Regions from separate parts of the Homo sapiens genome. Here all the other regions are linked to region 1. A link is a contact called in ENCODE Hi-C or POLR2A ChIA-PET data. All regions are on one chromosome and are shown on one strand. The core of a region is the stretch at or near the end of the contact, and the rest is flanking DNA. Distances in the headings are between cores, read along the strand shown.

Region 1 (3,079 bases), core at 306-2,805:
AAGAATGATGCTAACTTGTCACATCATTCTGAGCAAACTATCGCAAGGACAGAAAACCAAACACTGCACATTCTCACTCATAGATGGGAATTGAACAATGAGAACACTTGGACACAGGGTGGGGAACATCACACACCAGGGCCTGTCGTGGGGTGTGGAGTCAGGGGAGGGATAGCATTAGGAGATATATCTAATGTAAATGACGAGTTAATGGGTGCAGCACACCAAAATGGCACATGTATACATATGTAACAAACCTGCACGTTGTGCACATGTACCCTAGAACTTAAAGTATAATTTAAAAAAAAAAAAGAACGATGCTAACTTGTCACAAAATGCAATGGTGTTGTGCTCTTAATACAAGCTCCACAAGCTCTTTGGATCCACAACCACACGGGGGAGCAGCTGTATACCTATTCCAACTGCAAGCTCCTGGTCACATGTAATTCTAAAGTAACTTCTTTGTGACTAAGGCACAGTATTCAACATATCAGATTCAATACAAGGACAAAAAGCCTCTAATGACAATAACCCAAACCAAATAATATCCTTAAAATTATAAAGAGGTAAAAATGTATTGTTTTAAGCTTAGCTATAATATTTTGCCCCCAGCCAGAGTAAATTTTACCATATTATGAAGCAAATTCAAAACAGAAAACTGCTGGAGGTGTGGATGGGAGAAATCCTCAGGTAAATCAAATTTCTTTTAATAAATCTACAAATTAAGAAACTGTAGTACTAAGTGCAAGACAATGTAAGCAAAGATCCTAGAACTGCTTGTCTGTACAGATCAACAATCTCCTTCTTACACATGTCATAATCCTCTTGAAGCCAACTGACAGGATGATTCAATCTTAACAGAAACAGAAGGAACTACAGGGATCATTTGAGTGAAATTCCTCCTTTTCCAGAAAAGAAATCAAGCTCTAAAAAGAATAAGTGGATTTTCACTAACCATGCCAATACTATAGATAATACATTTAAAGCAACATACATTCACACAGTCCCTGGACAATTTACAGAGGAACTCTGGTCCTTCACTTCTAAAATCAGGGGTCTGAGGAAGAATGAGGAAATGGCCTGTGGGTCAGAATCCATGAGAAAGACTAGACCCTCGATGTTCTCATATCTCTCTCTCTCTGCTTTAATGTATCCTGTACAACACTGCCACAGTATTGCTCCAGAAGGGCTGCAGAAATACAAACCAAGAATAAAGAGTGTGAGTCCATCTGAAGTGACTCCAGTGCCAGATTTTTCAGGGAAGTCTCAAGTCTAAGCACAAATAACTTGATGAAAATATTGGTATAGTGGAGATTAGGAAATGCCCTCTCTAGGCTGGATCACAATGAGCTAGTATTAGGTTTTACAACAAAATATGATTTCCAGCGCCAGTTCCAGAAAGCTCAGGCAAGAAATAGGGCTGTAAACAACAATGCTCTGGGAAGCCTAATAGAGCATCAGCACACATTCAGTGGCTGACAAGATGCAAGCTCATCATTTTGTTTTGTGTCATAAGGGCATTTGCCTACTAATTAGCGTTTTGGAAAACTTCCCCAATAATGGGGCCCACAGTCTCTAACACTGCCCCTTTGAAGCTAGTGATCCAAAAATAATATCATTTGACAAGGTAATTTCCCAAGCCACGCCTGAAATGTAAAACAAAAAAAGCACCTCACTGCTTAAAGGTGCTCCACCAGGGACCTTGGGTTTTCCACCAAAACTTGCCTCCCCCACCCTGTTACTAAAGTTGACACTGAATTTGCCTGCAGTCTCCCCCATCATCGTCGTTGTGGTGGCTGCGCTAAGCTCCATGGCTCTGAGAGCCAGCCCGTCCCTTCCCTGCCACTGTGAAGTGGGTGTTCAGAGAGTCTCGCTCCTGGAACGCAGGTGAGTGGAGTCCCCGAAGATCCGCACAAAATAGCCCAGCCAGTTCCAGCAATTATGAAAAAGTCCAGGCTCTCAGACCGCTGACCCTGATAAGTAGAAGTCCTTGGTGCCACCTGGTATTCCAGTGGCTCAGTCCATGTGCATCATCACGAGTAGGATCCAGCTTGCTGCTGAAAAGGCCTCTGTCCCGTTTGTGGATAAGACAGTGCAGCCCAACCATGGGACAGCTTTAGGAGGCAAAAGCTGAAGATGGATTTTTTGTACCTGGCTGATATGGTTTGGCTGTGTCCCCACTCAAATTTCATTTTGAATTGTAATTCCCACAATTCCCACGTGTTGTGGGAAGAAGCCGGTGGGAGGTAACTGAATTATGGAGGTGGGTCTCTCCTGCCCTGTTCTGATAGTGAATGAGTCTCACAAGTTCCGATGGTTTTAAAAAGGGGAGTTTCCCTGCACAAGCTCTCTTCTCTTGTCTGTCGCCATGTGAGACATGGCTTTCACCTTCCACCATGATTGTGAGGCCTCCCCAGCCACGTGGAAGTGTAAGTCCAATAAACCTCTTTCTTTTGTAAATTGCCCAGTCTCAGGTATGTCTTTATCAGCAGCATGAAAATGGACTAACACACTGGCCTACGTGGAGAGAGCACCCTGGCTTCTTCTGAGGGCTGCTGCTGGGCTAGGTGCACCATTACCACTTGAGTATCTTGAAAATAGCTGGCAGTTTTCAGTTATTATACCACAACCGCTTCTCACAGACATATTAGTGCATCTGAGACTGGGTTTATTTCTTCATATACTGGAAACTTTTGTTTTCTTAGAATAGAAAATTATCATACAGGGTTTTATTTCGAGTTTTTCTTTTTATGCACTGTCCTCATGGCTATATTCTCCAGGGAACTTGTTCTTTTGGAAATCATATTTAATGAAGATATTTCCATATTGAAGTGAGGTGGGTGTGGTGTTAAAGTAAAAAGGAAGGAGATGAAATATTTATTCTGCATTACGTTTGAAGTGTTAGATGGCTAAGTATTAAAAGCAACCAAATTAAATCCCCCAAATTAAAGCAATCAGAACACCTGCTTCACTAGATTTTGCCAGCTGCCAATCATGTTGGACTGAGCTAATCTGTTCCTCTTTCTGACACTACTATGGTAAATAACAATAAAACTTGCTTTTATAAAGGCAAAAATGA
Region 2 (3,079 bases), core at 296-2,795, 120 kb after region 1:
AGAGCTTAAGAGCTCTTGTGGTTTCTACTTGCTATTTTCCTGCAGCCCCTAGGCATAGATTTCAGGCTGGGTCAGTGAAGGCTGAGCAGGAGGATACTCCGAGGGACAGACACAGGCCAATGACAGAGATGACTCCAAATGAGGTTATTCATCCCATCTCAGAGAGATGCCACCTGAAGTGAAAGAAGACAGCACTCACCACACAGCCCTTTTCTTGTGTCCCTATATTGGACCACATCACTATACTAAATTATCAATTACTAATACTTCTAAATCCATTCATGATCTTGTGAATAATACCATTATTTGCAATGTGTTTTGTGTTAATGTTAAAGACATTAATATGTTAAATGTAAATTTGCGAAATGCCTCTTTATATAACCCAGTTTTGGTATTTCTTAATGTAATATTTCAGGAGTCTCAAAAACAAAAGGAGTTTGGTGCTTCTTCAACCTCCAAGGGGGCTCCCATCTCACTTCTTTTGCCCTTTTACCCCTCCTACTCTGGACCACTGTCCTTGTATCAAACTTGTTTGCCTTAGAAGCTCTCTTTCCTAAGAAAGGTTCTTCTCCGGGAGGTTCTTCTACCTTTCTCATAAGTAAGTCTCTGTTGCTGACCCATGAGTTTTTGCAACAAGCCTTGACATGCCTGAGTCCTAGAGTGAACCCAGCTTAGGCTCATGCTGGGTTCCCTATATGTATAAGGAATGAATCAGGAAGGGCTTACCTGCATTAATCCAGGAGCTTAATTAAACTAACAAGAGCAACCATCACAGGGTGGATATAAAGAGGAGCTTGTTTCTTGGATTTGTTTCCATTCTTCCTCCAACGTTAGCAACTGTTCAATATTTAGCCCTAACTAAATCAGCACATTTCAGTAGTCACACCTAGAAATCTTATGAGTACATGCGGAATTTAAGGAATGTTTAGAAACAAATGTTGTTGGGGACTTGAATTAACAAAGCTTGCTGGGGAGTTCTGGATCTTCCTGCATTTTGTTTCCCTCACAGAAGGTGTTCTTCTGTTTATGTTTAGGACTCAAATGTATTCTTGATTTGTGTTCCTCTGAATTCCCTAACGAAGGTGTTTATTCAAATGCCTGGCTGGGCCCGGTGGCTCACGCCTGTAATCCCAACACTTTGGGAGGCTGAGGTGGGTGGATCATGAGGTCAGGAGATCGAGACCATCCTGGCCAACATGGTGAAACTCCATCTCTACTAAATATACAAAAATTAGCCAGGCGTGATGGCGGGCGCCTGTAGTCCCAGCTACTCTGGAAGCTGAGGCAGGAAAATCGCTTGAACCAGGGAGTTGGAGATTGCAGTGAGCTGAGATCATGCCACTGCACTCCAGCCTGGGCGACAGAGCCTGACAGGCTTGTGGCAGTAAAGAGGAAGTAGATAAAACTTGCGTCCTTGGTTGAAAAACAAACACAAACATGTATCTCTTTATGAATGTGTTGACATAGCACACTTTTGCCTGCTGTCCTGCTGCTGACCAATTAATCTAACCAGCTTCTCTTCCACATGCAGCATCATCCCCCATCTCTGAGTGAAGTCCACAATTAATGAGATTCTTTGGGTGGTTGTTGCCATTGCTGACTCACTGGCTGTTTTAGCTACAATGCCTCACCAGTGTATACCTGCCTCAGGCACAGACGGAATGCTGGGTGGCCTGATGCTATCTTAGGTAACTAGAGCATTGCTTCTGGAAGTGAGAAGCTGCCTTTAAATTATTCAGTGAGCCTTCTTCCAGTTCACAGGCCTTTCACAACAGTAGGGAAAGCAGCAGCAAAGTGCCATGATGGCCTGGAAACAGCAGGATTTACAGGGAAGGCAAAAATAGGGGAGGAGGATTCCACAGCTGGAATACGCCAAGCAGAGACTAGAGTGTTGCAGAGCCTGCACCTGCTCACCTCTTTTCCAGGTGGGAATGTTGGAAGAGAAGTGGAAAGGGCGTAGTGACTCTCAAGCAGGGTTACTGCCACCTTGGCGACATTTGTTAGTTTGCGTGTTAATGTGTGTATTTTTTAATTTTTATTTTTTAGCACTCTCTGATAAGGAGATAATGTGTGTTTTGTTCATTTGTCTGATTCTTGTTAGACTATTTTCTACTTGAGAGTCCTATCTTATTGATGTCATTACAATGTTATACACTCAACTCTGGCACTTAGTTACTCTTAATAAACTTATATGGAATGAAATGTGCTCTGTTTGAACTTCTCCTTTTAGCTCTATTTGTATGCTGAAAAAAAAAATCACAAAATAACTCTAGTTTTTTCACTTTATTACTTAGTTCTCAGTCCTGCATATACTCGAAGTCAGCTTTCTTTTCTCTGGGTTGAACAACCACATCAGATGCCTGGTAGTCTCAAAGGGATTGATTACTTGAGGATAAATCCTTAAATATTCTTGAAACAACAGAGATTAAAGCACACACACGCATATATATGTGTGTGTATATCCATATATATAGATATATATAGATTTTCTTTTTTTTTTTTTTTTTTAGACAGAGTCTCACTCTGTTGCCCAGGCTGGAGTGCAGTGGCACAATCTTGGCTCACTGCAACCTCCTCCTCCCAGGTTCAAGCGATTCTCCTATCTCAGCCTCCCGATTAGCTGGGATTACAGGCACATGCCACCAAGACTGGCTAATTTTTTTATTTTTAGTAGAGACGGGATTTCTCCATGTTGGTCTGGCTGGTCTCGAACTCCTCACCTCAGGCAATCCACCCGCCTCAGCCACCCAAAGTGCTGGGATACAGGCATGAGACACCGTGCCCAGCCAGCACTCCCAAATTGTATTGGCCACCATGTTAAGTGCTTCTGGGCACTACAGATCTACAGATCTGCTACAGACATTCTTTTGTCGGGAAGGGAAAACTTTTCCTCTAGCCTCTTTAGTGACAGAGTAATGAGTGAAAAAAACAGTTTTAGTTACACACATATGCATGGTTCTGGGTAAAGTAAAATGTGGCTCAAGGAGGCAGCCAGAACTTAGTGTTTACATGCCTTCTTAGGCTAGACAAAGAAAAAGAGGTTTGGGGCTTGCTGAGGGGGTAAGTTATGCAAGGTGAC
Region 3 (3,079 bases), core at 429-2,928, 81 kb after region 1:
GCTACAGGAGGTGAGCACTGCAGGAGGCTGTGTAGATGGCAGACACCAAAGGCTTATTGCTCAGAGGAGATAAAAACAAAAGTCATTTTGATTGACGACAGTCCCGGTGAACCTGAATGAGATTAATAGTCATCTGCTTTCCTCAGGGCTACCACGATGGCTGGGTGCCTGCAGGACTGCTAAGATCCACTGACTGTCTGATGCCCTCTCTCCTGGGCCTGAGCTTGTCTCCAGGAAGCACTGATGCAAGTGCAGATGCATTTGAGTTGCTCCGAATAGCAAGGGGGTGATCCAGTAGAGCTCAGTGTTACTGCGTGGGGAGCAATGGTCAACTGGACCCTGATGGGACACCCCTAGGACACAAGGTTAAGACCACTCTAAAGCAAAGGGCACTCTACTTAGTCATGCTGTTAGCAAGGCCACGAGGTTGCTTGACGCAGTGTCTGGGCACATGGTAAGAGCTCAAGAAATGGTTGTTTTTTAAATTGTTGTTTTTATAAGGGTCCTTACCGATGGGTATTGAATATTCCTCTACTCCCTTCACCGCTAAGATTTTGCTTGTATAATTATTTTGAAGTGATATGAATTACAAATATCTTTTTCTTTTTTTTTTTTGACAGGGTCTTGTGCTGTCACTCAAGCTGGAATGCAGTGGTGCAATCAAGGCTCACTGCCGCCTCAATCTCCCAGCCTCAAGCAATCCTCCCACCTCAGCCTCCCGAGTAGCTGGGACTACAGGCACACGCCACCATGTCCAGCTAATTTTTAAATTTTTAGTAGAGATGAGGTCTTGCTATGTTGCCCAGGATCGTCTTGAACTCCTGGCCTCAAGCGATCCTCCTGCCTTGGCTTCCCAAAGTGCTGGGCTTATAGGTGTGAGCCACCATGCTCAGCCATAAATGCCTTGTCTTTTTTTTTTTTTTTTTTTTTTTTCCTGACAGTCTTGCTCTGTCGCCCAGGTGGAGTGCAGTGGCACAATTTCAGCTCACTGCCACCTCTGCCTCTCAGGTTCAAGAGATTCTCATGCCTCAGCTTTCTGAGTAGCTGGGATTACCTGTGTGCACCACCACACCCAGCTAATTTTTTTGTATTTTTAGTGGAGACAGGGTTTCACCATGTTGGCCAGGCTGGTCTTGAACTCCTGGCCTCAAGTAATCTGCCCACCTCAGCCTCCCAAAGTGCTGGGATTACAGGCGTGAGCCACTGTGCCCAGCCTGCCTTGTCTTCTTTTAATGGCCCTCTATGGGTTTCATGTCCCATTCATATACCTATGAGAATTACACACTCAGGGTCAGTTTCCTTCAGCCAATCAGCAGGCACCATTCACAGGTACATTTGCCCACATAATGCGAACCTGACATGCCCAAATATCTAACTCAATAAAATTTGAACTACGTGTTACCATGTCTTGCCAGGAAAAAAAATCATCATCTTTATTTTATTTCTGATTTTTAATTATGAAATGTTTTATTCATGTTTAATGTGGCACGTGGCCTGCCCCAGAAGTCATTGCATTTTTTGGGGTACAGCATGATCCTCAGGTGAGTCTATTGCTGTTCTGTACAAAGCAGCCTCTGCTTGAGGTTATGGCTTACTGCTCATAGCAGCAGCAACAACAGCAGCAACAGCAGCAGCACAATAACAGCAAGCTCTGTGTTAAAAGGAATCACATCTTAGAATGATGTAATGTTTCCGGGCGTGCGATGGTTGGGTCACATGAGGTCTGACATCATCTGGAGCAAGGAGCTTCCAGGAATGCTGCCACTAGCAACTTTACCGGGCAGACACTGGAGCACAGCTCTTTCAGGAGACAGAAAAGAAAACAAAGCAGAGGAAAACCAAAGCTACGTGCCAGCTTCAAAAATCTGAGCAGTCAAATCACAAGGGGAGAGAAAGAGAACTGTAATACTTACTCCAGAGACTCTAAACCTTCACTTTTCAGCACTCAGACAAATTTGTAATTGAAAGGAACTTGGGAGGCTTTATCTGGTTCAAACTTCTGCCTCTAAGGAAGAGTCTATCTAAAACTTCAAAGCATATAAAAACCTCTAGGAGAATGATGATGCATAACCTCCTTTGGTAAGTGGCTTCAATGTCACTATCTTTAGGGCAGTGGACTGGCTCTAAAGACTCAGCCGGCCTAGCCCCATGTCTGGAAGGGGTGGCCACAGGGGAGGGTTTGGCCTCCAGCAGAAATTCAAATGCATTCTTGTGAGACGAGAGATGGAATCTTGGGGAGAAAAATGTAAAGGTCAGTAAATAAAGCTTCTATAGCCTCTTGGATGGACTAAATATGTTTTTTAAATTCAAAGATTTTCCTTTATTAATTATGATGATATTTTTAATTGTAAAATTTCAAATTTGTCAAAAAACTGCAAGAAAATGAAAGGAAATACTAATATATATCCTTCACCTAGACTCACCAATTAACATTTTTCCATATTTGCTTTATTTTTCTCTCGTTAGTGTGCATGCATGCATGCATACACACACATACACATACATACATAAATGTCTTTAGGTAATATTGCCTAAACAGACACACACACACACCTTTAGGTAATATTACATATACATTACATAAAAGGAAAAATAAAGCAACCTGCCTATCAATCAATTTTCTGAAACATTGTGATAAAATGTACACATTTTTTACAATCAAGGTCACTTCCTCCTCTCCTTTTCAATCCTCTCACCCGTGTTGAGAATCTCTTCTTTAGAATCAAGAAGTTTGTTCTTGTATTTGGCTTTCTCACACTTAAAGATAAGCTATATAATTTTACCCTCTCAGTATAAAAAAGAAGACAGCTGTCACTACCATAAACATACTGTCTGCCTCTTGATTTTCACCAAAGAAGAAAGGCAGGTGCTGAGCATGTAAAATGGCTTCTCTGGAGTCCTGGCCAAACAGGACAATGGCCAGGATTCAAATACTTTCAGTTTCCATCCATTTTTACCAACCACAGATGAGTAGAGGTTGTTCTGTGACACTGAGTGTTTTTGTTCTGTCTCATATTCAGCAAAGGTTCCTTAAGGAACTTCATGGGCAGAGTACTCAGCTGTTCAACTCTGAATCCTT

Evidence for each region. Hi-C counts contacts between places; a loop is a spot of excess contacts on that map. ChIA-PET counts read pairs that join two places held with the same protein, here RNA polymerase II (POLR2A). Pooled maps may share reads with other maps.
Region 2: a loop to region 1 is called in a map with no recorded cell type, with 5 times the contacts of the local background. The contact joins two enhancer-like sites. A Hi-C loop is called at or near these places in 2 of 168 maps with a recorded cell type or tissue (Caco-2 and K562), 3 of 37 single-sample maps with no recorded cell type and 5 of 50 pooled maps. POLR2A ChIA-PET finds 5 or more read pairs at or near these places in 1 of 52 experiments (K562).
Region 3: a map of CD8-positive, alpha-beta T cell shows a loop between it and region 1 (2.3-fold over the local background). The contact joins two enhancer-like sites. A Hi-C loop is called at or near these places in 4 of 168 maps with a recorded cell type or tissue (CD8-positive, alpha-beta T cell, GM12878, K562 and 1 more), 6 of 37 single-sample maps with no recorded cell type and 10 of 50 pooled maps. POLR2A ChIA-PET finds 5 or more read pairs at or near these places in 3 of 52 experiments (AG04450, GM12878 and endothelial cell of umbilical vein).

What each region holds. Positions count from the first base shown.
Region 1 is chr1:220,218,441-220,221,519 of GRCh38, forward strand. The region is part of intron 2 of RAB3GAP2 (RAB3 GTPase activating non-catalytic protein subunit 2); the gene reads right to left. Among named protein-coding and RNA genes, the nearest start is that of SNORA36B, 19 kb to the left of the region's middle. RefSeq lists a silencer at 1,431-1,510 and enhancers at 1,661-1,710, 2,071-2,140. Within about 2 kb of position 1,556, at least 2 of the 41 ENCODE cell types and tissues checked have a DNase peak (open chromatin) inside an H3K27ac peak, as active enhancers do.
Region 2 is chr1:220,335,911-220,338,989 of GRCh38, forward strand. No RefSeq gene overlaps it. Among named protein-coding and RNA genes, the nearest start is that of RAB3GAP2, 65 kb to the left of the region's middle. RefSeq lists enhancers at 1-1,180, 583-1,090, 2,614-3,079. Within about 2 kb of position 1,546, at least 3 of the 41 ENCODE cell types and tissues checked have a DNase peak (open chromatin) inside an H3K27ac peak, as active enhancers do.
Region 3 is chr1:220,298,898-220,301,976 of GRCh38, forward strand. No RefSeq gene overlaps it. Among named protein-coding and RNA genes, the nearest start is that of RAB3GAP2, 28 kb to the left of the region's middle. Within about 2 kb of position 1,679, at least 20 of the 41 ENCODE cell types and tissues checked have a DNase peak (open chromatin) inside an H3K27ac peak, as active enhancers do.